Regions from separate parts of the Homo sapiens genome. Here region 1 is linked to region 2. Evidence: chromatin loops called from intact Hi-C (ENCODE). Cell type or tissue: PC-9. All regions are shown on one strand. Each heading gives the region's core, and the rest is flanking DNA. Links, peaks and the distances in the headings are about the cores only. Region 1 has its middle 120 kb from the start of AQP9. Region 2 overlaps LIPC (lipase C, hepatic type).

The links. Peaks named below come from ENCODE experiments on the same cell type or tissue, not always from the same donor. Only the 100,000 strongest peaks of a DNase experiment are listed, where the experiment ranks them.
Region 1: a loop joins it to region 2, with 5 times the contacts of the local background. A loop is called at or near these places in 5 of 110 quality-filtered maps.

Annotation. Positions count from the first base shown.
Region 1 is chr15:58,251,905-58,267,957 of GRCh38, reverse strand. No RefSeq gene overlaps it. Among named protein-coding and RNA genes, the nearest start is that of AQP9, 120 kb to the right of the region's middle. In PC-9, for the core only: no CTCF peak of the experiment used is centred there; DNase peaks (open chromatin) are centred at 6,757, 7,177 and 7,577; H3K4me3 peaks cover 884 bases; H3K27ac peaks cover 3,660 bases.
Region 2 is chr15:58,462,658-58,477,234 of GRCh38, reverse strand. The region is part of intron 1 of LIPC (lipase C, hepatic type); the gene reads right to left. The region is part of intron 2 of LIPC-AS1 (LIPC antisense RNA 1); the gene reads left to right. Among named protein-coding and RNA genes, the nearest start is that of LIPC-AS1, 29 kb to the left of the region's middle. RefSeq lists a silencer at 13,002-13,091. In PC-9, for the core only: no CTCF peak of the experiment used is centred there; DNase peaks (open chromatin) are centred at 3,244, 4,294 and 7,084; H3K4me3 peaks cover 3,796 bases; H3K27ac peaks cover 6,756 bases.

The sequences.
Region 1 (16,053 bases), core at 3,121-11,120, 210 kb after region 2:
AAGATTAGGACACAGAGAGAGACACCAGGGGTGAGCATGCATAGAGGGAGGAGCCTGTGAAGAGGCAGCAATAGGGCGGCCATCCACGAGCCAAAAAGAGCGGCCTCAGAGGAAACCAACCCTGCTGGCATCTTGATCTTGGACTTCCAGCCTCTAGAACTATGAAAGAAGAAATTTCTGTTTGTTGCCACCCAGTCTGCAATATTTTGTTATGGCAACCTTAGCAAACTAATAGAGATGGCTTTATAGGTTGGCCCAGTGTGGCCATCCCTACCTACTTTGGAGTAAAAGCTGTAGGAGTGATGGTAAAGAGCTTTTCCCACTGGAGGACTCAAGAGAGTTGGTAAAATGCAGTAGGAGGAGTTTCCATTAGGCATAAAAATACTTCCTCAGGTATAGAAGATGAAGTACTTCTATACCTGAGGGAGGGGGTGGCAAGGGAAACTGAAGTAAGGAAGCAAAGGCACACGTGGCAGTTGGGAAGCCCATGGGCACTGATGAAGGTAGGCAGTTCTTTTCTTTGCTACCCAGTGTTGAATTCTCCCCCTACTTGGGAGGAAAGAGAGTCTGTCATTGTGTGTTGCAAGGCAGAGCTGCCACCTCCTTTAAAGAAGCTCTTGGCAGAGGATGTCAGAAAGAATGGGCTGAGGCCCTAGGCTCAGCCAACTGGAGGTCCACACCCAGAACCCTCCACCTCACTGGAATAATCCACAGAAGATATGCCATCAGCTGAAAAATTCCTTACTGATGACTGCAACAAGGTGAGGCTCTTGCTAGCAGCAATGATACCAGAGGTGGTATCTCCAACAGAGGCCCCTTGCCGGTGGCCAGGCTTCCTCTCTCTCATCCTGCCCCCTACAAGACTGCATGTCCTGGCTTTCCCAGTCAGTTCTGTTGCTTGCAACCAGCAACCCTACAGATCCAGTGGTGAAGGGTGTTTTTTTTACCCCAGAATTTTGCAGAGTACTACTTGTTAAAGAAAGTCAGTTCTAATTAGAGCAACCCTCACTCAAGATTAGATAGGGGGTGAGAAGAGGTCGGAGAAGCTATTCAGTATAAGATTATATTTATATAGGAGGAGAGCGGGGGTGAGAACAAAGACAGGCAGATGCAAAGATGACATGAAACAAATTAAAATGTCTTATGCGATCAGTTAGAATACCTCAGTAAAATTGACACAAGATTTTTGTGACTTTTTTCTTTTAAATTTATTTTAACAATTCTTTTGAAGAGAGCTACTGATTAAATATTAATTCTGTTCTTAGTTGAGTGTTCTGATTATGTAGAAATAGTTTCCTATGGACTAGAAAAGTTGAGCATACTTTTCATGGTTCTTTGCATCTCATAAGCTTTCCTAAGTGGAAGAAGCCTGATTTTATTATCAATTAGAATCTTGAGTTCCAAATAATCGTTGTGGTTAAAGCACTGGACTGGAGTCAGGAGTTTTTAGCTGTGAAAACTCAGTTTCACTCCATTCTAGTATGGAATCTGGAAAAAATGATCTCAAAAGCTTCCCACAGCCCCAAAATTTTGATTCTACCTTAAACTATTAGGAACTTATTAGGGCATTTTAAACTTGCAGAAAAGTTTAGAAAATTGAGTAATAGACATAAATGTATCTATTATTTAGCTTTAATGTAACAGTTTGCAGTATTTGCTTCTGATTTTTCTTTTAGTTTTTAAAAAATTTCCATTCAATCAAAATTGGCTTTTTTTGGTGTACAGTCCTATGAATTAAAACATTTTTTATTGTGGTAAAATGTACATGAAAGTTTCCCAAGTTAACCATTTTTAAGTGTCCAATTCATGCTAAGTGCATACACATTGTCGTACAACCACTACCACTATACATTTCTAGAATCTTTTCATCTTCTCAAACTGAAACTCCATATCCATTATGTAATGAGTCCCTTCCCTCAGTCCCTGGCAACCATCCATTCTACTTTTCTTTGTGAAATTTAGTCCTGTGAATTTTTTTTTTTTTTTTTGAGACGGAGTCTTGCACTGTTACCCAGGCTGGAGTGCAGTGGCGCTATCTCAGCTCACTGTAAGCTCCACCTCCCGGGTTCACGCCATTCTCCTGCCTCAGCCTCCCAAGTAGCTGGGACTACAGGCGCCCACCACCACGCCCGGCTAATTTTTTGTATTTTTAGCAGAGACGGGGTTTCATCATGTTAGCCAGGATGGTCTCGATCTCCTGACCTCGTGATCCGCCTGCCTCGGCCTCCCAAAGTGCTGGGATTACAGGCGTGAGCCTTTGAGCATGGCCAGTCCTGTGAATTTTAATGCACGTGTAGATTTGCGTTACCATCACCACAGCTGGGATACAGAAGAACCCCACCACCCTGGTGGACTATCCCTTTGTAGTCCCATCTTCCTCCTGACAACCACTAATCTATTCTTCATCACTATAATTTTGTCTTTTCATAAATGTCATAAATGGAGTAATAAATTATGTGACCTTTTACTACCAGTTTCTTACACACAGCACGATGCCTTCAGATCCACCCAAGTTGTGCAGTGCGGGTACCCACGGTTTGTTCCCATTTATTCTTCCCTGTGCACCTCTCTTCAACCCCACTCCTCTTCCTCCCTTGCCAAAGGGAACCCCTGCCCCGAAGTCAGTGTGTTAGAATCTCATGAATATTTTAATAGTTTTAGCTGCAAAACAATATATGGTTTTTGGTTCCTAGTGTTTAAAATGTAAATAAATGGCATCATAACATACAAACCATGCTGTAAAATGTTTCTATAACTCAGCATTATGTTTTTGAGGGATATCCACTTTGGTGCCATGTTAATGCTGGGTTACAAATCTTCATCACTCTATAACATTCTGTTATATGAGTACATCATGTATTCATCCGTTTGCCTGTGGAGGAACATGTTTTTTCCCTGTCTGTCTCTCTGTCCCATTACCTCACTCTGAATAGCAGTATTTGGCTCCCTCCTAAACCCCACTCCCTTCCCCAGGGCCTCCAGTCCCTAAGCAGGCCTTGCTGATGTTCAGAAGTACCCACAATGGGGGCAAATCCCAAATCTCATCTTCAAGCTGGCTGCTTGCTTGGCTGAGTACCTGGGCAGAGCCTTTGTCTGGATCCGTTGACCCCTAAGCCCAAGGTGTTAATTAACATCAATCCTGGATGTATGTTGCAATCTCCAAAGGAGTCCTTTAAACAGGAAAGAGGGAGAGGGGGAGAGAGTAGGAGGGGAAGAGAGAGGAGTAAAGGGAGAAGAGGGAGAGAGATTAGGAGGGGAAGAGAGAGGAGTAAAGGGAGAAGAGGGAGAAGGAGGGAAGGGACTGGGAAACGGGGAGGGAAAGGAGAGAGAGAGGGAGAAAGAATTAAAGAAATTAAGTCAGAATTTCTGGGCAGTGGTATTTTTCTAAAAACTTATCAAGTTAAAGATGCAGCCAGGGTAACAAACCCTTGATTAAAACAAAACAATGTTCCAGGCAGCATTTTCTAGCTTTCCAGAAGGTTTGGGAGCCCCAAACCCTGACTTTCCACTCCCTCCATCCCTACCCCTTTTAGCCCTTACAGCCTTGTGGGAGCCACCATCTGAGCTTTCAGAACCAGGCACCAAAGCCCTGGCCTCAGTCCAGCTCCTGGTGGGCTTTCTTGTCATTTGTAGTACACAGGGATGTTTATCTGGTTTCTGAGTCTCACTACAGTGTATAAGTCTTCTCCATTTGTTCTTTATCTGATATGTCTATATGTTGGAGCAAAGATGTTATCTGAGGGCATGAACTTACAGAAATGTTTCCTGTCTCACTTTTGAATGCATACTTTATTCGCTGAAGGACTGCTATTGTACCTTCAAAGGAACTTACGATGCCACCTTATAAAATACCTTCTTTTTGTATTTTGCCTTTTTTAAATGAAAAGGTATTGCTTTTTCTCATTTTAGAAATAATTCATGCTTGCAGTAAAAAGTTCAAACGCTATGGAAATGTATGACTTAGAAAATGAAAGAAAGTGTTCCGTAATCATGCCCCCGCAGATGATTACCACAAATAATTTTGAGCCTATTTTTCCATATGTTTACCATACACATACTAACTTTACAAAAATAAAAATGAAATTACATTGGAGAACTGTAGGGCCAATTGATTTCTGCAGTTAGTGTATCATGGAAAGTTTTCAGTACTTACATAACTTATTTCATTATTTTTAATGGACACATGGTGTTCCTTTGTCTGGTTGTACTGAGGTGCATTTACTGAGGGCCATTTGGGATGTTTTGGTTTTGGCATCATAGATGATGCTGAAATAAACTTTTCTTATGTACATCTCTGTGTATTTATGTAAGGTCAAAAACTGCTTTATCTCTTGGAACAGAAGTGAATGCATTTGCAGGGGAAAGGATAGAGCGGAGGGAGGCTGGTGCCCTTCTCAGCAGTCAGAAGGCAGTAGATGCTTGGGGCTACTTTAGATACTTGGCCCTAGGAGAATATATCTCCTGAGTCTCAAAACTCTCAATGCCGTGCATACCATGACAGATTCCCTTCACTCCACCCTGTCCTGAACCTTTTGGATTGCAGTACACCAGTCTCCAGAAGGTTAACTTGGAAAGGTTAGGGAAGTGTAGGTTTTTGTTTGTTTGTTTGTTTTATCCCTAGATTGCTTATAAAGTGTAGTATTTTTCAAATTGCAGAGCTGTGACCCATTCATGGATTATGAAATAAAATTAGAGGGTTACAAACAAGCAATTAAAAAATAGGGGACAGAGCGAGACTCTGTCTCAAACAAAACAAAACAAAACAAAAAAGAATAGTACAGAAAATAAGAGTGCATGACATGAAGTAAGTGTAAGTACTGTTTACTCAAAATTTTATTTCAGGTGTGTGTGTATACGTGTATCTGTGTGTGTGTCTTAAGTCAGTTTCCCTAGAAGCAGAGCTCAACAAAACAGATCTGGGTGTGTGTGATCTGGAAAAGTGAGGGGGACCAGCTGGGGCAGGAGAAGGAGCTGAACGAGAGTGTGTGCTCCCAGCGTGATTTCTGGGGCTCTGATGCTTGAGTTGTTCCACAGACCTGGTGCTGCCTTAGGGAAGGGGCCAGACTGTGAACTCCCAGGTCCACCATCAGCTGTGGGCTGTGGGCTGATCTGAAGAGGAGGGGTGCGTAACCTGGAAAGTCAGCTCCTATTCTGCAAGGACAGTTCTCCAGAGGATGAGGCCTCTGTGATCTTCACCCACTGGGGATGGGTGCCCCAGCCTGAATGAGGTTGCCAGTGGTGTCCATTACTGGACGTGACAGACAATGTATTCCTTCTTAGTGTGGGTCATGGCAAAAAAATATTGGAGAAACAGTGGATCTGAAGAACTTAGTCTATCAACCTGTGGTAAAGAAAATGAGGCCTTATCACCATCTTTTCCTGATTTCATTAGACAAAGTCAAGTTCCATATATAATTGGAATTTTGTCCCCATCAGAGAAAAAGAGTCACCATAATTCCTGAATGAATCCCGAGTGGGAAAGAAATGCAGAAGAGGTTCTTAATAAGTTAAGCTTAAGCCTTAAGGCCCAGGAGATATCTCAGGAGGCTTAGCGCCTCTCCTGGCTTGGAGCAAACCACCCTGGAGGTGAGGTAGGTGGGATCTTAGGGGACCTTGAACCCCACAAGAAGCATGACACGTGTTCAGGGAGCATGAATTTTACTCAGCTAAATATTTTAAAACTTGGTGGTTTTTTTTACGACCATGAATATAAGATGCAACAGAATGTGAAATTCACATGAACTTTTTAAGATGAAGAATAAAATTACAAAGAGATTTCAGATTATAGGTTGCCATTTTGGACTATTCTCCTAGGCTTTCAGAGGTTCTTATTCATTTGCTTCTGCAGTTAGGCAGTCAAGGAGAAAATTAAGAAAAGCAGTAGTTAGAGTCATTATTTTTCTCCTTTTAGGAGAGTCCAGTTAACTTGGTAAGCTGGGCTCTGAATCCTCCAGGCTCTGAACAGATGACATTCATCCAATAGACAGTCTTGATAACCAATCCTAAAATATCAGAACCATCTGGTCAGTCAAGAGATGGTTATTAAGCACCAGTGAGGTGCTAGCACTGGGGTTAAAATGATGAAGAAGACAGACCATCCTGCTCTGATGGGCCGTTCTGGTCAGGGGAGACAGGCAAAACCAAATAAATAATGTGGTAGTCGTTAGAACTGCGCACCAAACCTTTGGGCTTTCTGGGTTGAGTTAACTCATGCCATCTTTGCTGGCATGAGTTAGGAGGACACATCACTGAGGCCCTCCGGGATGGACCCTTGACCAGTTCTGGCCAATGAGTGGTGAGTGGAAGTGTGGTGCCCTTCTGGGCTGAGCAGTTTGTGCAATGCTCTCTAAAGCTTTCTTTTCCCTCTGGCACCACGACCAGGGCAGTGCTCCATACAGTCGCTGCCCATCAGCCTGGTCCCTGAGCCGAGCCTCCTAGCCAGCCCACAAAGCACGTGTGGTGTGAAAAAGCTAGAAACTTTTACTGTTTAAGCTCCTGAGATTTGAGGGTTGTTTATGATTGCACTTTAATGTACACCACCTTGCCTGATATAAACCAACAAATAAAAATAAGTTCTGATAACTGCTATGAATAAAATGAACAGGTTGCTAATAGCACATGACAGAGGGTGGCCTACAGGGTCAGGAAATGCTTCTGTGAAGACATGAAATGTAAGTTGGGACCTAATCCATCCAGGTCATGGGCATTTCCATCATTGTTGTGCTCTATTACTGAGAGGAGTGAAGTAGCCCTTGAGTCATAGAACCAGGACAGGCAGGAAATAGGAGACATAAACTTGCTCAAGGGTACGCAGCTAATTGCTGGCAAAGCTGGTGCTCTAACAGCAGCATCTGGGCTTGGGTCCAGGCCCTTGTCTCTTGGGCTGCCCCAAAGGCAAGTGAGGTGTCTAGGGTGCAACACTGAAAGAGACACGCTGTCTGTGCCTACCCTGCTTTTGCATGACCTGAGAGTTGGTGCCTCACTATATGTTGCACCCTGGAGACTCATTCTTAAACAGGCACTCATCCTCAGGGTCACACAAGGGTGAGGAGGATACTGAAAGGGTGCCTCCTTAAATATTGTACCCTAAGCATCCTGCTGGCATCACCCCAGTCCCAGCTCTGTCCACACCATTGTTGTTAGTGACAATAACAAACAGGCACACAACATTCAGGTGACTGTGGCTGTGTCCTTGGCATTCTGGGTGTGTCTGCTGATCTGATCTGAAAATAGCACTACCCTTATTGAGATCCTGTGACAGACACAGCACAGCACTTCAAGACAGCAAAGTGCAGTTTTTGATCTGCCAAAAATTGGCTTTCCAAAGCCATTGGTGGGCAACCAAGTAAGGAGACGAGGGAGTGAGTTTCAGGAGTTTTAGGAAGATGGGGACTGGCCTGTGCCCATCTTTCCCCTTGGCAGGGTAAAAGCCATTCATCTACTCTGAAAAGGGTGCTTTCAGTTGCAGGGAAGGAATTTAATGAAATGCATTCCCAAAAGGTGTCGATGACTAACAGCACCCTCTTTCCTGGAAGCCGGTTTGGTAAACAATAGGAGAGGCCAGCAGATGGTCTTTATGGAGCAGCTCCTGTATGCGGACACTGGGCTGGTGCTTCATAAACGTTGAATCTCATTTATGTCCTCTGGCACGATGAGGTTGGTGGTTAGTTTTATTATCACCACTGTATTAGTCCATTTTCATGCTGCTGATAAAGACATACCTGAGACTAGGAAGAAAAAGAGGTTTAACTGGACTTACAGTTCCACGTAGCTGGGGAGGCCTCAGAATCATGGTGGGAGGCGAAAGGTGCCTCTCTCACGGTGGTGGCAAGAGAAAAATGAAGAGGAAGCAAAAGCGGAAATCCCTGATAAACGCATCAGATCTCGTGAGACTTACTCACTATTACGAGAATAGCATGGGAAAGACCGGCCCCCGTAATTCAATTACCTCCCCCTAGGTCCCTCTCACAACATGTGGGAATTCTGGGAGATACAATTCAAGTTAAGATTTGAATGGGGACACAGCCAAAACATACTACCCACTTTACAGAGGAAGAACCTATCTCTCTGGGTCTAAATAACTCACCATTTAAACAATTGTGTCTAACTCTTACCCACTTGAGGACAGTGGGCACAGAAAGGGTGAAAACACCTGACTGGTGGCCAGAAGTGCTAACCTGGAGGAGAGGAAAGAGAGCAGAAGAGAAACAAAGCCGCTTACATTACAAGGTTGTCAACCCAGGGTGACTTTACCCTGACTGGGGTAAAATTTACCAACTCTACCACCTCCTGGACCATTGTTGGTAGGAATTTTCTGCCAAGCTTGGTGAATAAGTGGGTGTGTTTTCAACAAAAAACCAATGTTTGTATAAATTTTCCGAGGCATGGGAAGTCTCCATTTTGTCACAATCTTATTTCATTCCTTTTTACCAAGGTAGAATTTATAAATCATGGAACTCACCCGTTGTAAATGGATGATTTGTAAATTTATAAATTTACAAATTTATAAATTTATACAGCTGTATATTTGTAAATTTATACAGCTGTACAGCTGTCACCACTGCTTTGCTCCAAAAATTCCCCATGATGCCTCACACTCCCTTTCCTACCTGCCCCTCCCCTACCCCTCCCCACCCCCACTTCAGCCAATTTCTGCTTTCTGTATCTATAATTTTGCAGTTGGTAGACATTTCTTATAATGGAATCACATATGTAGCCTTTTATGTTTGGTTCCCTCACACAGCGTAATGTTTCTGAGTTTCGACTATGTTGTTGCTGAGTTCCATTCTGTGGATACACCACGTGCTATGGTTTGAATGTTTGTTGTCTCCTTTGAAATTCATGTTGAAACTTGATCCCCCACGCAACAGTATTAAGAAATTGAGCCTTCAGGAGGTGATTAAGCCATAAGGGCAGAGCCGTCATGGTTGGGATTAGTACCTTATGAAAGGGCTGGAGGGAACTAGGTAGGGATCTTTTGTTTTTTTGTTCCTTCCGCCATGTGAAGACACAGCATTACTGCCATCCAGAAGTCACAATGACAAGGTGCCAGCTTAGAAGTAGAGATTGAGCCCTCATCAGACACCAAATACCATCATCTTGGTCTTGGACTTCCAGACTCCAGAACTGTGAGAAATAAATTTCTGTTGTTTATACATTACTCAGTGTCAGGTGTTTTGTTATAGAAGCACAAATGGACTAAAACACCACACTTTTAAATCCCTTCACTAGTTGATGGACATTTGGATTACTTCCAGAGTTGAACTATTATGCCTAATGCTGCTGTGAACATTCATGTACAAATCATGTACAAATACAAACATGTTTTTATTTCTCTTGGGTACATACCTAGGAATGGAATTGTGGGTTGTGTGGTGGGTGTATATTTAACTTTGTAAGAAAGTGTCAAACTTTTTCCAAAGACACTGCAACTGTTTCACATTCCCACAGTGCGTATGAACGTTCCAGTTTTTCCACATCCTTGTAAACACTTGGTACCATCGGACTTCTTGGTTATAGACATTTAGTGGATGGTATCTCACTGTGGTTTTAATTTGCACTTCCCTAGAGTCTACTGGTGTTGAACATCTTTTCACATTTTTATTAGCCATTCATACATCTTTGGTAAAATATTTATTCAAATCTTGACTCATTATTAAATTTTAAGATTCTTTTTTGTTTGTTTGTTTCTGAGACGGAGTCTTGCTCTTTCTTCCAGGCTGGAGTGCAGTGACATGATTTTGACTCACTGCAACCTCTGCCTCTCAGGTTCAAGCGATTCTTGTGCCTCAGATTCCCAAGTAGCTAGGATTACAGGTGTGTACTATCATGCCCGGCTAATTTTGTATTTTTGATGTTTCAGCCAGATGCTTCTTGTCAGCGCAGGTCCACTGTGTCTGCTCCTTGACTCAGTGGAAGCAGTTGCCCAGCACTAGCCTTCATACACTTGGAAGCAGCTGAGCCCATATCATCCCCGTTTCTAAATAGCTTTGGCTCCTTTTGCGCCTGGAGGCTGTCTCTGCCCCTTTCAGTGCTTGCACTGCTTCCTGACACTAATGTCCTGTACATGGCAGGTGCCACTTGGTGTTTCAACATTATATCTTTGAAAGCAGGGGACGGCTGGGAACATATCATTGGATGGATTTCCCAGAGGATGCTGGAGGGAAAACTATTGCTGATTTCCATTCCAATTTGTCAAGCAATACAGCTGGAATCGTTAGGCCTTTTGTGTCCCAGGAGTCTCTTGGGGATCAGGCCAGGGCAGAGAGGATCTGTGAGAAAAGGATAGGCAGGAAAACCCAAAAAAATCATACTTGTCACTCACTTATACACACACAGAGTTGAAGCTTTATCCTCTCATTGTACTTTTGGCTCAACTGTAATATCTGTTCTTTTTTGCCAGGTCCTGAAAAGGTTGCATCAGCCCTTTAGCCATTACCTGCCTCTTGATGAAGCGTCAGAGCAGGTGTGCATACACCTGCCAGCACAGAAAAACCTTAACGTAAAGTTGAATACAAAAAGAAAGAGTCAAAGTAAGCTCTATATCCTAATATGAATAACTGGAATAAAAACACAATGTGTTTTACATAACAGCACTGTGTATTTTACAGGTGAATGTACTTGTACTCAGGTCATAGATCAACCACAGAACAGGTGACTTGTGGAAGGTAGGAAATTGGACTGGGGGCTCTGTGTTAGTTTTCTGTGGCTGCTGTAACCAAATTACTACCAACTGGATTGCTTCAAATGACACATTGATTTTTTCACTGTTTTGAAGGCCAGAAGTTTGAAATCTGTTTCACTGGGCAGCAGTCAAGTGTTGGCAGGGCCAGCTCCCTCTGGAGGTCCTAGGATAGAATCCATTCCTTGATTCTTCCAGCTTCTGGAGGCTGCCAGCATTCCTTGTCTTGTGGGCCACATCACTCCAGCCTTCAAGGACAGCATCTTAAAATCTCTTTCTGCTCTGTCTTCACATTGCCTTCTCTATGTGTGTCAGATATCTCTCTGCCTCCAAAATCTCGCTGAACATGTTAAGAATCACCCGGATATAAAATTCTAGGTTGGCAACCATCTTCCCTTAGAATTTTGAAGGCATGACTCTGTGTTCTAGCTATAAGTGTTTCTGTTGAGAAACCCAATGACATTCTGATTTTGAATCTTTTGTATAAACATTCTGCCCCCCACCCTCGGAAGTGTATAAAATCTCTCTATCCTTTTTGCCCTAAGCTTTCAGATGATATGCCTTTCAGATGATATGCCTTTTTTCACCCATTTTGCTGATACTTGATGGGTACACTCGATTCATGCCCTTCCCTTCTAGGAAATTCTCTAGAAATTCCTATTTAATGATGCTCTCTCTCCCTCTTTTTTTATGTTTCTCTCTCTTGGACTTGTAGACTAATTGTTTAGATTTCATATTTTTCTCCTATTTTTTTATCACTTTGTCTTTTTACTTTATTATTTCTTCAGCTTTATTTTCCAATCCTTCTATTGGGTTTATAATTTCTGGTATCATATTTTTAACTTAAATTTTTTTGTTGTTGTTCTTTGACATTCCTTTGATAGAGCATCCTGCTCCTGTTTCACAAATGCAGTACGTTATCTCCCTGAGGCTACTCTGACAACTTTAGTTGTTCAAGTTTTCTTCTCTCTGCATAGTCTCTTTCCTCTAAGTTGTTTTTCAATAATTTTTGGGGGGCCTGTCTCAGAGGGAGAGTTTCCTCAAATGTGTGATGGTTCTTGTCCCACTTTCAGAGTGGGACATTGAAAAGCTCGTCAGATTTAAGTCTCCAGATTAGATGTTTCTGATCCTCTTCCTGGAGAAAATAAACTTCCACTCTGGGTCTGGGAGATGAGGAGAGGAAGAGAGCTGGAATCTGACATTCACAGTGTCAATGTCCATTGAATCCTATGTTTCAGTTCTATCCCCCGTCTTCAGCAATGCCTGGTGTTCTTCCTGTAGAGATTGTAGGTTACACCCTTTATCGGCAAAAACCACTGGTCTTTTGCTGGAGAGCAGCAATCGTCTGGCTGGTCAATGAGGGATATAGAATCTGGGGCTGTAACTGCTCTTTGAAAAGACTTAAACAATGCCGTTTATAGCCTCCTGTTTGCCCCAACCTCTAGATCTATCTGGTGCCACTAATTTCTGAAACTTTTGGGGGTTTTGCAGAACAGATTGGGCTGCTACTTGTCTTCACACTGATGGCTTAGGATTTAGCTTGTCTCAGGACAGCTAGGTGAGGTACCACCTGACCATTTGCCTTCTCACGTCAACACACCTGCTGCTCTTTTCTCCTCTCCTCTGTCCTTTGTCCTTGTGAGTTCATGCCTCCTTCTGCCCACCCTTGAGCATCTTTTCAGTGGAGTTTAAGTAGGAGAGGCCGCTGTATTCATTCAGAGTGCATGTGTATTTGTTTTCTGTTGCCGTCATAACAAATTTCCACAAATTTGGTGCCTTAATACAAATTTATTATTTTACAGTTCTGAAGTAGAAGTCCAACATGGGTCACACTGGGCTAAAACCAAGATGTTGGCAGGGCTGTGCTCCTTTCTGCATGAGACTATTTCCTTCCCTTTCCCAAATTCTTGAAGCTGCCTGCATGCCTTGGCTTGTGGCCCCTTTCTGGATCTTCAGAGCCAGAGACAAGTCCTTCTCACGTGGCATCACTCTGACCTCTTCTGCCTCTTTTAAGGATGACTGTGATTACATGGGGCCTGCCTAAATATTCCAGCGTAAGCTTCCTATCTGGAAGTCAGCTGATTAGCAATCCTCTTTGCAACCTTAATACCCTTTTGCTATGTTAGGAAACATGTTCACAGGGTCCAGGGATTAGGACATGGACATCTTTGGCAGATCACTATTCTGCCTAAGACAGCATCATGAACTAGAACTGAGAAATTTGAAATTCAGTTATCAAAATTACCAGGATGAGTTTATTTTCCTCCATCTTCTATCGAGACTTAAAAGGATTCTAGGTTCCAAAGAAACTTGAATCCTTGATACAATCCACACTTTGTAAATTGTGTATTTAGGCTTCTACAGATAAATGGAAAATGAATAGTACTTGCTTTGAAGTCATTTCATTCCTAAGTAGTGGGACATATTTTGTTTGAAGAACTCAAAGTAATTGTAGTGGGTTGAATAGTGTCATTCTCCAGAAAGTAAGTTCAACTCCTGACCCCTGATACCTGTGAATGTGACCTTTTTTGGAAATAGGGTTTTTGTAGTTATGATTAAGTTAAGGATCTCAAATGAGATCATCCTGGATTTAGGGTGGGTCTTAAATCCAATGACTGGTGTCCTTGTAAAAGAAAGGAGAAGATTTAAGACACATAGAACAGAGAGAAAGGCCATGTGAAGACTGAGGCAGAGACAATTCATGCAGCCCCAAGCCAAGGAATGTCACAGATTACCGGCGGCCACCCAAAGCTAAGACACAGGAGATGTTCTCCCTCAGAGCCTCCAGAAGGAACTGCCCCTGCTAACACCCTCATTTCGAACATCTAGCTTTCAACAATTGTGGGGAATAAATTTCTGCTTTTTTTTTTTTTTTGGCTGCCCAGTGGTAATTTGCTGCAGTAGCCCTAGGAAACAAATGCGGCAATCTTTTAGCCAACTTCTCCTCCATGTGATAAATACGCAGGTCCTATTGACTTCATTTTGCTCAGAGAGGCTGTTTGTTCACTGTTACAGCTGCCCATGTGACATTTAGAATATCTAGAGGCCATGTCCGTAGAAGCGAAATAAAATGGAAATTTGAGATCATCCGTTGGTTTCTACAGGAAAGAAAATCTAACATTTATTGATCTGGCTCTGTGTTAAATGTTTATGGTCATTATTTTATGTAATTCTCATAATGTCTTTATGAGGAAGGTACTATGATAATCTCTCTTTCATAGCCTTGGAAATTGCAACAGAGAGAGGTTAAACAACAGAGCAAAGATTCTAACAAAGCTCTTTCAAAACCCTGTGTTTATGCCTGAAGATCCCAACTGCAAGTCGAAACTGATCAAATCTAAATAATTTTTCAAATTTCCCCTTTCCATTGTCTATGTAGTAAAAGCCAGAAAGTTCAAGGGTTTCTGTGGACAATTATTTAAAAAATGATGAGTTGAATAAATCCAGACTATTTCTTCATATTCATATTATACCCAAAGGCTTTCTCCTGGGAGAAGCTGCTGAAGAATCAAGTCATTAAAAACTATGTCAGAAGCTGCTGCATGGATCTCACTGATACTCATTTGATTACAAAAATATTGTCTTTCCCCGCAGCTATGCTTTTGTCAGGGGTATGGGAAGATAACTAAACTGGCAGGCCAAAGGCTCAGAGAATTCATTACCAAGATAAATAGAAAAAAAGGAACTTCAAGAGCCTCTTAGGAGATTTACAGGGATTGCCAGGGCAATTATTCTTCTTGGTGTCTCCAGCACATCCTGCTTCTGTTCAGAAAAATGAGGACAATTTGATAAGCCCACTGTTTAGGGGGCTATCTGGTGGGTCGTTTTCATGGATAACATCTTGAGCTTCTTTCGTTCTACTTTTTTTTAACAGGCTGGTTTTAAACAAAGTTAAAGCCGAAGTCAATGGGTAGCTATATCCCAGATTCCAGGGTCACTGCTGTGTTACCAGTCTGGGTAGAAAATAAGCTCTTGTCTCTTTATCTCTCGCCATTGAGATAGTATCATTTTTTTTCACTCCTAGAACCCCACATTCTGGTGATAACTCTCAGGGCTTACTCAGCCCAAGCCAGTAATCTTTGTTATAATCTGTTTGTGAAGAGAAAACAACACATTTGGATCCTTCCATCTTGTCCTTTTTTATCACCTGCTGTTCTTGTCAAAACCCAGGCCGACGGGTTGCTCTTGAGGTGGCCTTGACTTACTTGGTCACTGGAGGGCAGGGAGCTCAGAGCTGATGGCGAGGCCACTTCCCCCTCTATGTTGATGTCACCATCCCAGCTAGGGTGCAAGTATGTGTGGAGGAGACAATGCTGATGGAGCAGGGTGGATAAAGCACAGGAGTACTGGTGTGCCCTTGCCCAGGCCAGTCTCCAGAGGCCTGTGGCTCCTTCCCTCCAGTCTCTGTAGCGTCACCCCAACTCCTCCATCCCCTGGAAATTCTTTCTCTTCCCTCATCAAGGACTGCCCCTGGGCTGGGCTTCTGGGCTGACACCAGTACTCCTCCCAGGGTATTGGCTGGTTAGACCAATCCACAAGGGATAGGACCTGTGCTGTCGGCAGGACATTGGGAGAAGATAAAATTGGATGGGCAGGGTGCAGTCAGATGGTGACAGACCTGGGATGCTTGGCCAAGGCGTCTGGGAAGGTTTAGAGCTGGATGTGAATCACCTGCCCTGCAATCCCAGCTCTATTTCCAGCCACTGCAGCCTGTGTCTCAAAGGTCTGGTTTTCTTGGCGAGCATCCCTGGGTAACCAGGCAAATGTGCCCACCCCTTCCAACTCGTCATGTAGTGCCTTTCTTGGGGGTCTCTTCCCCCCTAGTCACTTGCTCTCTTTATTTCAAATTCTGTGAGTGAGCTGGAGAATTGGGATTGATGGACTCCTTAATTAACGTTTGGGACTCTCTCCCCACCTACTGCAACTGCTGACTAGAAATCCTCACCTCTCTTCTGTTCTTCTTGCATCCACAGCTCCACTGAGGCTGTGTGTGAGGTAAAGCTGGTGTTTGGAAGGAATACTGCTTCATGGAGTCAAGCTTGTCCAACGTGAGGCACATGGGCCGCACGCACCCCGACACAAATCCAGAAACTTTCTTAAAACATTTTGAGATTATTTTTGTGATTTTTTTTTTTAGCTCATCAGCTATTGTTTGTATTAGTGTATTTTATGTGTGGCCCAAGACAATTCTTCTTCCGTCGTGGTCCAAGGAAGCCAAAAGCTTGGACACTTCTGCTTTAAAGCTTTGCGAGGGCAGAGTGTGATGTGAGATACTCGCCAGACTGGGGGCAGAGCTCTGAGGTCTGGGGCAGGGCTCTGCTGGCCCACCTGGCAGTTCCCACACCAGGACTCGGTGTTCCCATCTGTAATAT
Region 2 (14,577 bases), core at 2,600-10,599:
AAATCAAGGCAGATTTTGTTTAAAAAGGTAGGAGATAGCAAAGCTGCTTTCCTCCCTGGAAGAAAGTCTACATACAGACAACCTGCTAGCTTCATCCTCTGATGCCTGTGGACTATAGTCGAAGGGAAAATATCTTTAAAAGAAAAATGTGGCCGCCTATAGGAGTTTGTAGGGGAAAGATCCCACCCGGCTTAGCAAACATGGATGAAGTGGGAAGGCAGCTTAACACCATGGTGGTGCAAGACCAGTTCTGAGACCAGGTTGTTTGATTTGAGTTAGAATGACCCTGATTGTTGTCAGAGAGCAGGACGTGCCCTGGGTACAGGGCAATCCGACAGAAACGCACAGGCAAAACTAGCTTTCCTCTGAGCTCCCTACTAAGGGCAGCAACTGAGGAACATTTTACAGCTTCTCAAGTACAGAGGCACATTCTGACCACAGCCTTGTGAGGAATGAGCTCTCTGGCTTGTTTCATAGGTGGGGAAAAAGACTCGGGCCAAATGGCTTGCCCAAGATGTCCCAGAGCTAGCACCTGGCAGAGTCAGGGCTTCTGGGGGTCCAGCTGCACACCTCACGTTTTTTCTGTGGCACCATGCCACTGTCATTTGGAACGCAGCCGGCAGGGTGAGGTCCACACTGCTGGTGGGCTGACCCCATGCCTGAGTTTTGTATGATTGTCTTAGCTCCATGTGAGTAACTAAAATGGTGTTGGCTTCAGTTTCCCCAGCTGCATGCAGGAGGGGACTGACTCCAACTCACACCTTCCCAGAAGGAAGCATAACTATGTGGCACACAGGAGAAATCAGGAGGAACCAGACTGCATGGCTTCCTGTGACTTCTGTCCCTTAGAGGATGGTGTGTTAAATGTGATATTAGACTAAATGGGACAGAAAAAGAAGCCTGCTAGTCCCATGTGTTTCCCCTGGATATTTCATCAGGCTGTGCCTGAAAAACCTGGCCTGCTTTCTTCTCAACTGGACTTTGGCACCCTGCTGTACCAGAGACTCTGAGAACCTGGGTGCCAGAGCAGATGGACTGGGGATGGAAGACCAAATCCACTACTTCCGAGCTGAAGACTTTGAGCAGATCGCTTAGCCTAGCCAAGACTCAGTATCTTTTTCTGTAAAATGGGGACAAACAGGACTGCTCTCTTCCTAAGGTTGTCATGAAGAGTGAGACAATGTATGGACTGTGCTTGGCACGCTGCCTGGTGTAAGAACCATCCCGTAAATGATCTGTCACTTTTCTTGCTAACGTGTGTTCAGTGCTTATACTGTGTCAGGCACTGTGCTACCTGCTTTCCATTAATTAACTCAGTCCTTTCTAATGACAGAATCTAGAGCTTCACGTAGTTCCTGGCACATAGGAAATGCTCAGAGTGGTGCTTATTGTTAATGGAATGTCCTGCATAGTTAAGTCTGCCCAAGTCTGGACCCTGCCCTGAGCTGCTGCTTCCATGGGGACTAATTGCCATGACTTGGCTCATGTAATCTCTCAGTGGCTCCCTTTGTTGCAAATCCATTCATTGCACAAGGCCTGGCTCAGGAAGCCACTTATTCACGGTTTAGTGGTTTGCTGGTAGAGACAGATGTGTGAGCCAATGGTTGCAATGCAGTGCTCCAGGAGTGCCTGAGCACAGGGGTAAGTGGTGGGGTGGCTGTGGGGAACCAGAGGGGACAGTCACCTTTGTTTCTGGGGGGTGGTTCAGGGAAGATCTGATGGAGAGAAGGTAATAGTTGAGTTGGGTGTTGAAAGAACGGGAGTGTGTTGGGCAGAGGCAGGGAAAAGGTATATTCAGGACACTGCAGGACACTGGAGATGGTCAAGAGGCAGATGGTGAAGGGCCTGGGTGGCCGGGCTGTCTGCCTTTTCTATGGAGGCCACAGAATCTTTTGACAGATCTTGAGCAGGGAAGAAACATGATTACCTTTGCCTCTTAGAAGGATCACCTGGATTATGGTGTGGAAGATGGAGGGGAGAGGGCAGCCAGCTTCAAGCCTGTTGTTGTGGGAGCACAGGCCAGACACTGAAGAGGGCAGTGGCAATGGAGGGGAGCCAGGGGACACATTTGAGAGACAGACAGGAGAAAAAGCCAGCTGGACTTCCTGACCACATGAGGTGGGGGAAGGAGAGAGAAGCCCACAGTAACTTCCCCTGTGGGAAATTCTGACTTGGGGAAGGCCTCTCAGGGTGAGGGCTGAGAAGGGGCCACCACAGGTGGCATTTGAGAACTCATTGGTTTCCTTAGAAAATAGGTGGAGGGATGGTAGCTGGAGATGTGTCCTCTCCTTTGGTCACTGGACAGAGGCCCAGAATCCACGAGGACCTAGCAGCAGTTGCTCTCTGGGATGGGGCAGGTCAGGAGGCTCATTGGCTAGTTGTACTTGCCTCCATGCAGGAGTAGCTTTGAGAAGCCAGGGGCAGCTGGGAGGGCCATGAGTGGAGGAGAATTGCATGCTGAGAGGAGAGCTGAGGTCTCTGAGGATGCTCACCCTGGGCAGAGAGGCCAGGGAACGACCTCGAAGGTTGTCACCCTCAGGGATCCTGCGTACCTCCACGCAGGGATGCTCACTGTGTTCCCCAAGGTCAAACTGATTTGGGCTCAACGTAGGGGAGACCTTGTTTCCTCCTCTACAAAATGCTGATAAATTACCTACATCAAAGATGGTGGAGGGTGGAATGTGAAATTCGTGAAAAGCCTCTTTTTTTTTTTTTTTTTTTCCTGAGACAGGGTCTAGCTCTGTTGCCTAGGTTTGAGTGCAGTGGTGCAATCATGGCTCACTGCAGCCTTGACCTTCTGATCCTCTTGCCTCAGCCTCCCAAGTAAGTAAGTGGGACCACAGGTGGGACCATCAAGCCCAGCTAAATTTTGTATTTTTTTGTGGAGATGGGGTCTCTTTATATTGCCCGGCTGGTCTCAAACTTCTGGGCTCAAGTGAATCACCCTGCTTGGGCCCCCAAAGTGTTGGGATTACAGGCATGAGCCACAGTGGCCCACGTAAAGCCTTTTTACTGCCCCCAGCAGAGAGGATGCACTTCCCAGGGGTGAGATGCCCCTGAAGAAACCGTCCCCTCTTCCCCCACCAAAGGGCCTAGTCCCCTGGAGATTTCAGCAAAGGAGGGTTGGTTGCTTGATGATTGATGTAGAAGGGCTTTGGACCAAGTAACTTAGATGTTACTTTCTCACAGTACGTCTTTGCTGAGTGGGCACATGTACCTGATGTGGCTGCAATGTGTTTTGGCTGAAAATGAGTCATTAATAAAAAAGGTGGGGAGTTTCCTTACCTGGTTTGCTTCAACACAAGATAAGGAATGCAAAACAGCTATAGTCTGGCAGGAAAACTGGACTGAGTGGACTAGCTTGGGGATCGTCAAGACTCTTGATCTTATTGGAGGCAGCTTGGTACATTGCAATGAGGGGGAGATTTGGGATCAGGGAACCTGGGATGGAGCCATGTCTTTCTCCCTTCCCAGCTGTGTAACCTTGGACAAGTCACTTAACCTCCAAGACTCACTTTCCTCCTTCATCAAGTGCTGTGTGAAGAATGCAGGAGAGTGATTTAAGCAAAGCCCCCTAACTGCCTGGCGTCTAGTAAGTACACAGGTAATTTTAGCCAAATCTATAGCTGAACCAGCCGATGCCAGAAAGATATTAACTGGAGCAGTTTTTTCTCCTCCTACCTCCCTGCTGCGTCTTCCTATGCTGTCCCCAGACATTTCCCCTGGAGTTGTGTCTGTGGGTTGTCATTTTGTCTGCTTGCCTTTCATCCTCCAAACGTCTTGTTAATCGCACAGGAAGTGGGTGGGTAATGGGCTTCTCTGTTGTTCCACTGGCCTCCCATTGAGTCTTACAGTTTTGCTTTCCTCACCACGAGGGCTTCTCACACCCTCTAATGACTGTTTTCCTTTCGGAAATGGCATATTTTTAGACAAAAAGCATTTCCTGGGGCTCATCACTGATTCCCTGGCAGATCTCTGACTTCTCAGCAATTTTCCCTGCTTCTCTCTGGTCACATAAAACCCACCCTGGCAGCATAAACATAGGAAATGCAGGAAACACAGGCCCCCAGCAGCCTTCACTACTCTGAGCCAATACCCAGTGCTGATCCTTGGTTGAGGCATGAGGTCCCAGCTGCTGGGACTGCAGAGGCTGTTGCTTCTGGCTGCCGTCCTCCCCCTCCCCAGCTGTCCAGGCGTCCAGCTCCCCTCTGCCAGTGCTAGAGGGTAGGGTGGTAGTGTTTTCAAAGTTAACAAAACCATGCCCCTTTCTGAGTGAAACCCAAGTTCAGATGATTCCCTTCCCCTCTTAGTAACAGCCGTAGTCAGACACACCTGGGTTTGAGTCATGGCTTAGCCCTTGGCTAGCTTGAATGCTCTAAGCCTCAGTTTCTTGGTAAAATGGGGGCAATACTAGCAAACCTCATAAGGCCGTTGTGAAGACAACATGGAATACAGTGGGTGAGTACAATGCTTAGCCCCATGCCTGGCACTTACTTGCCTTTATTTTTTCTGATCTAAATTATTACAATGATTTAATTATAATTTTAAATTTATACAATTTGTTTTATAATTCTTTAAATATAATTATATCTATTTTCCCTCTCCCACAGGCTGTGAGCCCCTTGAGGGAAGGGGCAAGATTTTTTTTTTTTTTTTTTGAGACAAGAGTCTCACTCTCTTGCCCAGGCTGGAGTGCAGTGACAGGATCTTGGCTCACTGCAACCTCCATCTCCCAGGATCAAGTGATTCGCATGCCTCAGCTTCCTGAGTAGTTGGGATTACAGGCGCATGCTACCACACTTGGCTAACTTTTGTATGTTTTGGTAGAGACAGGGTTTCACCATGTTGGTCAGGCTGGTCTTGAACACCTGGCCTCATGTGATTCACCTCCCTCGGCCTCCCAAAGTGCCGGGGTTACAGATGTAATCCTGCTAAGATTTCTTTTTTTTTTTTTTTTTTTTTTTGAGACCAAATGTCACTCTGTTGCCCAGGGTGGAGTGCAATGGTGCAATCTTTGCTCATTGCAACCTCTGCCTCCCAGGTTCAAGTGATTGTCCTGCTTCAGCCTCCCGAGTAGCTGGGATTACAGGCACGTGCCACCATGCCTGGCTAATTTTTTGTATTTTTCGTAGAGATGGGGTTTCACGATGTTGATCAGGCTGGTCTTGAACTCCTGACCTCAGGTGATCCACCCACCTTGGCCTCCCAAAGTGCTGGGATTACAGGCATGAGCCACCACACTTGGCCTGATCTAAGTACCCAGTAAATGTGTAAGGGGCTGAGAAGGGTGAGCTAATGCCTTTATGGCCCCAAAGAGCTATGTCCCCTGCCCTCAGGGAGCTTCACTGGGGAGCCCAAGGGTCATTGAGAGGGGTGGGAAAGGGCACGTGGCTGGACTGGTAGGGCAGTAAGGGCAGTTGTGATTGGGTGAGGAGGGTGGAGGAACTCCAGGTGCCTGCCCTTTCTAAGCCTCTCTACATAATAAATATTGAATAGTCATGCATTTCTATTTGGCTCAATTCATTCATTTGGTTGATTCAGAGTTTTGGAGCACTGACTCCAGAAGTTTCTTTTAGGCAAATCTCCATTCACTATTCAGCTCACCCCTAGATTACTGCAGTGTATGGCACTCAGACTGCCTCTTGCTGCTGCCATGACCATGACAGATAAGGCTAATGGATTACAGCATTCTGTCACCCTTAGCCTGATGTAATCTTAGAGTTCTTCTGCATAAAGCAGCCATTCCTGATGGAATAGAATCCTCACTTGTGTTTAAAGCTACTTATCAGCTGGGTGTGATGGCTCACACCTGTAACCCCAGCACTTTGGGAGGCCAAGGCTGGTGGATCATTTGAGGTCAAGAGTTCGAGACCAGCTTGGCCAACATGGTGAGACCACCCCCCCCCATCTCTACTAAAAATACAAAAAAAATTAGCTAGGCATGGTGGCGAGTGCCTGTAATCCCAGCTACTCGGGAGGCTGAGGTAGGAGAATCGCTTGAATCTGGGAGGTAGAGGTTGCAGTGAACCGAGATGACACCACTGTATTCCAGCCTGGGTGACAGAGTGAGACCGCATCTCAAAAAAAAAAAAAAAAAAAAGAGAAAAGAAAAAAAAAATCCTACTTACCATCTCTGGCCTAGACCTTAGGTCATTGGGTATGTCCTGAGGCCTCCATAAATTTCAAACCTTATAATTTCTCCTGCAAAAATACTACCATGCTTCAATTCTCTCCACCTTTCTTTATGGAAGCTTTTCTTACCCATTTCTAGAAAGATTAGAGAGGTGTTAGGTATTAGGAAGATGAAAAGGAGGCAGACAAAAGGACGAGTCTTCCTCTATCTACTCATACTTTCAAGGTGTTTGGCAAAATCTGAAGTTTTGACTTGGGCGGATCACGAGGTCAGGAGATCAAGACCATCCTGGCTGCTAATAGAGTGAAATCCCATGTCTACTAAAAATATAAAAATTAGCTGTGTGTGGTGGCTGGCACCTGTAGTCCCAGCTACTGGGGAGGCTGAGGCAGCAGAATGGTGTGCACCCGGGAGGCGGAGGTTGCGGTGAGCCGAGATCTCGCCACAGAACTCCAGCCTGGGTGACAGAGCGAGATTTCGTCTCTACCAAAAAAAAAAAAAAAAGGAGTTAAATGCAATTCTTTCTGTATTTTTGTCTTTTCCAATTCTGTATTAAGCATGTACTACTTTTCAAAGTAGGAAAAATGTGTTTTATAAAATGAGTAATTTTATGAAAAAGTAATTTTAAGTTACATTTAACAATTGAGTAATTTTATTAAAATTTTTATTTAAAATTTTATAAAAATGCTTTTTACTTCAAAAACTTCATAAAAATTTCTTAGACTTATTACTATATACCCTTTCATACCTTTGTGACTATAATACCTAATAAAAAATAAAAGCTGGTCTTTGGTTTTGTACATAGGAAACACCCTCTTCTCTGAACAAATCTCTCATTTACAGTCTTTTAAAATTCAAAGAATGCATTCCAGCTGGGTGCGGTGACTCATGCCTGTAATCTCAGCACTTTGGGAGGCTGAACCCGAAGCACTGTTTGAGGCCATGAATTTGAGACCAGCTTGGGCAATGTGGTGAAACCTTATCTCTAAAAAATTACAAAAATTATCCGGGTGTGGTGGTATGTACCCGTAGTCCCAGCTACTCAGGAGTCTGAGGTGGGAAGATCCCTTGAGCCTGGGAGGTCAAGACTGCAGTGAGGCATGATTGCACCACTGCACTCCAGTTTGGGTGATAAAGGGAGACCTTGTCTCAAAAAAAAAAAAAAAAATTCCATGAAGATGAGGAAGGTGATGGAATGTCATCCAGCATTGAGAAAAATGTGACGTGCCCATCAGCTCCTCTATTCTCTTGGGGGAAGTGCTGCCGCGGGGAGGTCCTAGCCATTGTTCCATTCCTTTCTTGCATCTTCTCAACGAGCTTTGTTAGTAACTGGAATCCACTGGGCCACGTTTTTAGTAGAGGGTAGGGTCACTTCACTCAAGGAGTTTTGCAACGGCCACAGTGTTTCTCTGCTCTGGGCTGTAAAGCCTGGTGGCCAGTCCTCCCGAGGGCAGGCCTGAAGGTCCCAGTTCTCTTACCTGTCTATCTGCCTGGTGACTGGGTGAATGGGCAGCCCCAAGCTTCTCAGCTTCCCTGCCTGAGCCAGGTTGGAAAATGAGGGTGGCCTGTTTTTGGGAAGCTGGTGATCTTTAATTGAAAGGGGGTGGAGCAGAAAGCATCACTATGGCTTTGAGCCCAAGCCAAATCCCCTCTCCCACACTGAGGAAGAGGAGAAAAGCTGATTTTCTTCCTTTGTGCTCTTCCTTTGGTAATCAGTACTCTAAATGGTTGAGACCCAAGTGGGCCAAGAGCTGAGCTGAGAGTTCTGAGTACTCCAACATGCTCAAAAAACTATATTCCTTAGGGTGGGTATGGTGGTTCATGCCTGTGATCCCAGTGCTTTGGGAGGCTGAGGCAGGAGGATTACTTGGGCCAGGAGTTCAATGTTAGAGTAAACTACGATCATGCCACTGCACTCCAGCCTGGGCAACAGAGTGAGATCCAGTCTCTTAAGGCGTACACACACACACACACACACACACACACACACACACACACAAAATGTTCCCTGAAGCCGTTTAAGTTATTAGAAAAAAATAGAACTATGGTGAACTAATGTTTAATGCTTACCATACCTCATCATGACGTTTTCAGATCAAGTGGGATAGCTCTGGGCAGTGGAGCTTAGGTACATTAAGCAAATACTTCATAAACGTTAGTAGCTGTGCAAACAAGTGGGCATGAGGTGGAGGCTTGACCAGCCAGAGTGTCCAAGGTTCATAGGGAGGAAAGGAGCCAATTTACTGGACCTGGGTTGTTAAACACATAAACCCTTAATGAATTAAAAATATTACCAGCCTAGCAGAGTTCCATGGAGTCTGGGTGGCAGCTCTGTAGTTCTGTGGTTGTCAGTCCAGGCTGTCTTTAGATCTGAACTGGTCTGGGGTGGGCCTTTCTGTTATAAGTTCCCTAGATGATTCTAATGAGCTTCCAAGGGTAAGAACCTCTGCCACAGTTAAATGGTGTCACTATGTATTAATCACAAATCCCCTGATAACGTCACAGGGTTGGACAGCTTAACTCATGTTAGGAATCACATTGAGATTTGTGGACCATCCATCTCGAGTGGGCGGCAGGGCTAGATCCAAAGGCAAATTAGTATTCCATGGAGCTTTGGTTCTCAAACGGGTGTGCATCAGAATCTTCTGGAGATCTTGCTAAAACCCAGATTGTGGGCCCTCATTCTCAGAGTTTCTGATTCATTAGGTCTGGGGTGAGACCCTAACATGTCTAACAAGTTCCCAGGTGATGCTGATGCTGCTGGTTTGGGGACAACACTTTGGGAATCACTGTCATGGACATAGGTGTTCACTCTGAGAGGCGCTGCTGGGGAAGCAGAGAGAGCAAGGGTCTGGGAGGTGGCCGTGACCTGGGTTCAGGTCCATGATTCATGCAGGTGCAGTATAGACAAGGGTAAGCCAAGTGATCTCTTTTGAACCCAGTATTCTTATCTATAATCTGGGGTAATATTAGCTGCTTTGCCTTTCCCCAAGCATTGAGTGGGATAATGAGTAATCACTGGGCTTTTATCATGTACCGAGCATTTTACATGCATCATTCCCATTAATCTTCTCAACATTTATAGGAAGTGGGTCCTATTATTTTACAGACCCAGAAACTGAAGTTTAGGAAGCCTCAGTTCTTTGTTAAGAGCGGTCCTTGTGTTAGAAGCAGTTCCAGCTGACCCCGGAGTCCAAGCTCTCAACCGCTGTGCAGTCCCTGACCCTCAGTGGGAAAACCCTGTGAACACCAAGAGTTGCCAAACAACTTTTAGCTGTGGTTTTTCTAAGCGGCGGACAGGATTTGATGTAAGGGATACCTGGTAGGCAAACCACTGCGCAACAGTGAGCAAATACCAATTCAGATATGAGCAGAGTGGGAAGTTTCCAAAATAAAACATAGAACATCAAGGACTCATTTACTGCATTTGAGAATGGGCCACTCTGATAAGATAGAGGCATTAATTAGGAGGAAAAAGTAGCCGAGCAAATGTCGGCAGGAAGGCCAGGAGGGTCTTTAACAGCCTGACGTAAGCCCAGGAAAGCTGCTTCCCAGAAGGCCTAGTACCGGATCATAAACTCTGCAGCTGACTCATTAAACCCGGTAAAAGTGGCTGCAAAGCTCTCTGGGAAAGGACGGGTTTGAAGAAAGGATAACATTGCTTCTATGAGGGGACCAGAATAAGCAACGGAGCGGAAACCAATACGTGCAAATCAGGCACTGTGAGCTCAAGAGCGGTTCTGAGGAGCTCACAGACACAAGGAGCCCGCAAGCAAAGGTTCTGCTCCACAAGCAGGAAGCCCCTGAGAGACATGCACGTTTTGGCCGCTGTGAACAAGAGCCTACGGTCAGGGATGAGTGGGTCAGGTGATCACGGAAGTCCATTTCAGCTTTTAGTTCTAACCACCCTCTGTGAGTTGGATTCATGCTTCATTGGTCTACTGGATTTATTTCCCAGGGTCAGTAAACATTTGGATGGGAATGCAATGAATGAAAAACAAAAGAAACTATCAGAATCTGATGAAACGTCATGCCAAAGTTTATTAGGAATAAAAAGTTATAACTATTATATATAAGTAGGAATGCTGTATAATCTATAAAAAAATGAGGTTGTCATGAGGATTCAGACAAGACAATGGGTGTCTGAAAAGTGTCTTGAAAACTGGAATTATTCAATTAGAATAAAGTTATATATAACAGTTGGGATAATTTTCTGGATGAAGATATGTGAAAATCAACTTTACGAAGTGATTACAGTAAGTACTGTGTGAGCATTTCATATGACCTGCAAAGAGAAGAAGGAAACCATGTGCTTTGCAGGAGGTAAAATGCTCAGCTGACTGAGATGCTGGAAGGTCTTATGGGGTCATATGAATGGGCAGGAAAATAGAAGATGACCTTTGATGCAGACAAAGCCATTATGTGTTTAGGGAAAAGTAGCCCAAACAACATAGAAAGTGGTTGCCTCTGACCCAGAGTGTATAAACCAGAGAAGAATTTTGGTCTTCGCAGCTTGTTTCTTACCTGTGATGCTAGTTTGGTCAAGATGGCTAACCAAGTGTTTAAAATTACCATACATCCTTAGAATAAAGAAGCCATAGAGATCATGTGATCTATTGATGGATTTAATTTTATAAGATGAGAAAACTCAGGCCCAGAGAGCTAAGTGGCTTGTTCAAGGTTCTATAACTACTTAGAAAATGTTTTGTATACCAGATGGAAAACATCAGTCTACCTTTCACGAAACTAAGACACCTGACAAAGGCTGCCTTAAAGAGTGTGGGGGAATTTCCAGAACCTTTTTACTTCTAATCACTCTCTATGAGTCACCCGCTAGGAGTTCTAATCACACCACCATTAGGTGGAAAGTTGACCAAATGGTCCCTCAGCACGTCCCATCGCATTGCTGTAAAAGTCAAATCATTGAGATGGATAGATATCTCACGACTAGTAACATTTTCTACATAATCTTACATAAATGATTCCTAATAAATTACACAGACAGGACTTCACAGTGAAATCACAAGTGAGTTTAGTACAGGCATAATGATGACAGCCCAAACATCTGTTGGTTTTGGAAGTAAGTTTTCCTATTTTAGAACTAGCACTGAATCATCAGGAGATGGGGCTTGATAGAACTTCAGAGGAATTTTAGATCTCTACCAAAAGATCTAATTCCTCTGCCCTGTATTAATTAGAAACGGTAGACATCGAGGGCTATGATTGTCTCCCTAGTTTCCCACGTACCTATTCCTTCCTTGACAACACACCAGAGAGAGTAGAGAAGACAGAAGATTAGAGAGCTTTGATGCTTTTAGTGTGGGACCGGTGATGACTGCCCTCTTGGACTCTATCTTCCCAGGACGGGTCCAAGCTTCCTGGTCCCCTTGCCTTGTCTGAGCCTTCCTGCCCCAGCTGACTTCCTAGGCCTGTGAATGCCTAACCCAAGTACTTACCTGCTTCCTCCAACTTCCTGGATTCACTTGGGACTCCATCCGTTATGTTACGGTTCTGACCCGTAATCTACACCTCACCTCTGCCCTTGGTTGAGCATTTGGTCTTTGTCTCTTCCTCCCAGCCCAGCCCTACATGTCAGTCATGTCCTACAATCTATAATTGATCACTGTAATGTCCCATTTAAATTTTTTTCTGTTGTTCATGTGGAATTTAATGGAACTCTTTTCTAAAAATGTGAATTTGAAAAACCTTCAGTCTACACTAAGACTATTGAAGAGCACAGTCTGTGTTAAAAGCCAGATGTAAAAACTGTTGGCTTTCATAAGAGGTACCAATTATAAGTAAATATCCATCAATCAATAAACACATCCTGCTCCAAGGTGCAAAGATTAGGGGAGCAGTCAAGTGGGGGAAATGAGTTGTTCTGATTGGAAGAAGGGGGGTGACATGGACAGATGTAGGGTGCACTTGACACAGAATCTTCTTTTTCCCCTGGTTCCTGAGGGGATAAGACATAGGAACCCAAAACATCAGAAAAGTAAGGTAGCAGTGATAGGGCTTTTCTTTCCTCCAGTGCAAACCAGCCATAGTATTATTCTTTTATTCGGACTTTAGATGAGAAGCCCTATATGTTTTGTTGTGTGGTGGGCTCCCCCCTCGCTCCCCATTTTTGAGACAGAGTCTCACTCTGTTGCCCAGGCTGGAGTACAGTGGCACAGTCTTGGCTCACTGCAACCTCCACCTCCCAGGTTCAAGCGATTTTTCTGCCTCAGTCTCCTGAGTAGCTGGGACTACAGGTGCACACCACCACACCCAGCTAACTTTTGTATTTTTAGTACAGACCGAGTTTCACCATGTTGCCCAAGCTAGTTTTGAACCCCTGACCTCAGATGATCTGCCCGCCTTGGCTTCCCAAAGTGCTGGGATTACAGGTGTGAGCCACCATGCCTGGCCACCCTGTGTGTTTTGATGTGTGGTCAAGCCACTGAAATTTCTAGAAAAACAAGGAGCCCGGGAAGGACTCATCCCAAGAAGTTGAAGGTGAGTTAGAAAATTGGCTACTACCCAAGTTAGACAGAATTCAAGGACTGGCATAAGCTGTGATGAATAGCAACTAAAGAATGGAGCTCTGATGCTTAATGTTTATATGTCTTTAAACCTTGCTTTAAATAAAATGCTTTATTTGTACTAGTTAAGTATTTGCTATGATGTGTTGCTTTAATGAAAAGCTCTGTTGAACTCTGTTGTGTGGGAAAGCAGGTTGGGCTTTGATTGGATTAACCATGCAGATAGGGAGTTAGGCTCTTTGGAGCCGAGTTGGTTCACACAGGCGGCACTACCCACCTACAGGTGTCCATCGCACCTGCGTTATGAGTACTGCTCCTAGGAAACCAGGCTCTGAGAGTACCAGCCTAGGAAACTTGAGCCAATAAAGTCACCACAAAGACCACAGCACTTAAAGATAGAAAGGGGCAAGTATAGAGGGGGTTGGGAGGGTGACAGGTGCATGCTCCTTTTATCATGATTTTAAAAAATAATACAGTGCTTTTGACAATTTTTTTTTCAAAAAAAATGAAAGCTTTGGATTTTTCAGGTGGGGTTATTTGCCTTTCATCTGTGTTTTCTCTACTGTTCTATTTACTGATCCATTACTTTCATCTTTGAAACCTGTCATTGTGGACTCTTGTATCAATGTAACTATCTGTTAAAAGGCTTTTTGCTTTTCGGGTCAGAAGTGTTTAATATCAGACATTTTAAATGATTTTATTTGTATTGACCTCAAACTTGAAAGTTATGCAAGAGGTACTGTAAAATTAAGTATTCAAAGAGATGAATGCCTTTATTGGACTTTTTTGATGAGCAGAGAGGTTGAGGGGTCCTAAGGGAGTGATGGAAAAGTGGAAAACTGACCAGGACCCAATGCCTAGGTCGCCGAGAAACAGGGCAAGAAAGAGGTCAAGGAGATGGGAGTGGAGCGGGTGAATACCTGCGCAATCTCAGGACACAGAAAAGACCTGATGGATTCTTTCCTTTCTTTCCTGGTTAGAGGAGGGGCATGGGTGACCCAGTCTGGCTGCAGGAGCTCAGGTAGGATAGACGAGTTTGGGGCAAAATGGTGGGTGCTGTAGCTTAAAGGGGAGCAGTGGGCGGGAAGTTGAGTCAGCCTGGGCTGGTGCATTGTGGATATAGCACAGCTTGAGAGGGTGGAGAGGAGTGGGAGAGTAAAAGAGCAGAGCAGTTTCTGAAAGCTTGGTGTGGTCTGGGTCACAGACTCCTGCAGATGTTCTGAGGGATCAAGCCCTTTTCCCGAGGCCCCAGAGCTCACTGAAGCTAGAACCTAGACTGCAGGCCCTACCAACATTCTTTGCTCTACGCAAGTGGCCATCAGGACCCTGGAGTGAATGACACATAAGTTCCCCTCCCACCTCCATGTCCATGGAAGATGAGAACAGAGCAGTCAGGCCGGAAGGCAAACACCATCCCAACGTGCAGGTGTGCGGTAGAAGCACAATATCACCTTTCACTGGGGAGCTGGCCCTTGGCTGCCACTCTAACAGCCACACACCCCCAGTGCTGCTCCAGGGGCAGTCCACGCTGGGAGAGAAGAGATTGGAATCGACTTCTTGGAGTCTTTTACAAGGACTTCAAAAGGAGGGATGAGTCTGCAGTGTTCTGGGGGCCACTTAGCAATAAAGGAATAATCCACAGCCTGTGCAGTGCTAATGAGCACCAAGAATAACTCCGCCAATAACTCTGCAGGCAGGGCCCAGCGGACCAGCAGAGCTCAGCTGGTCTTGGAAAGGGTTCTTCAGGCCTGCCCCCTCTGCCGAGAGGCCAGAGCTCAGCCAGTGGGTTCCTTATAGGATTGCCTGGGAGGAGAGGATTGCCTGGAGTGGCCTCTGAGTCAGGGCTGTGCTCCTCCCACACAGGAGGAGGAAGTCAAGGGCTGTGTGCAGGTGAGCAAACCGAGCTGACAGGAGCCTGAC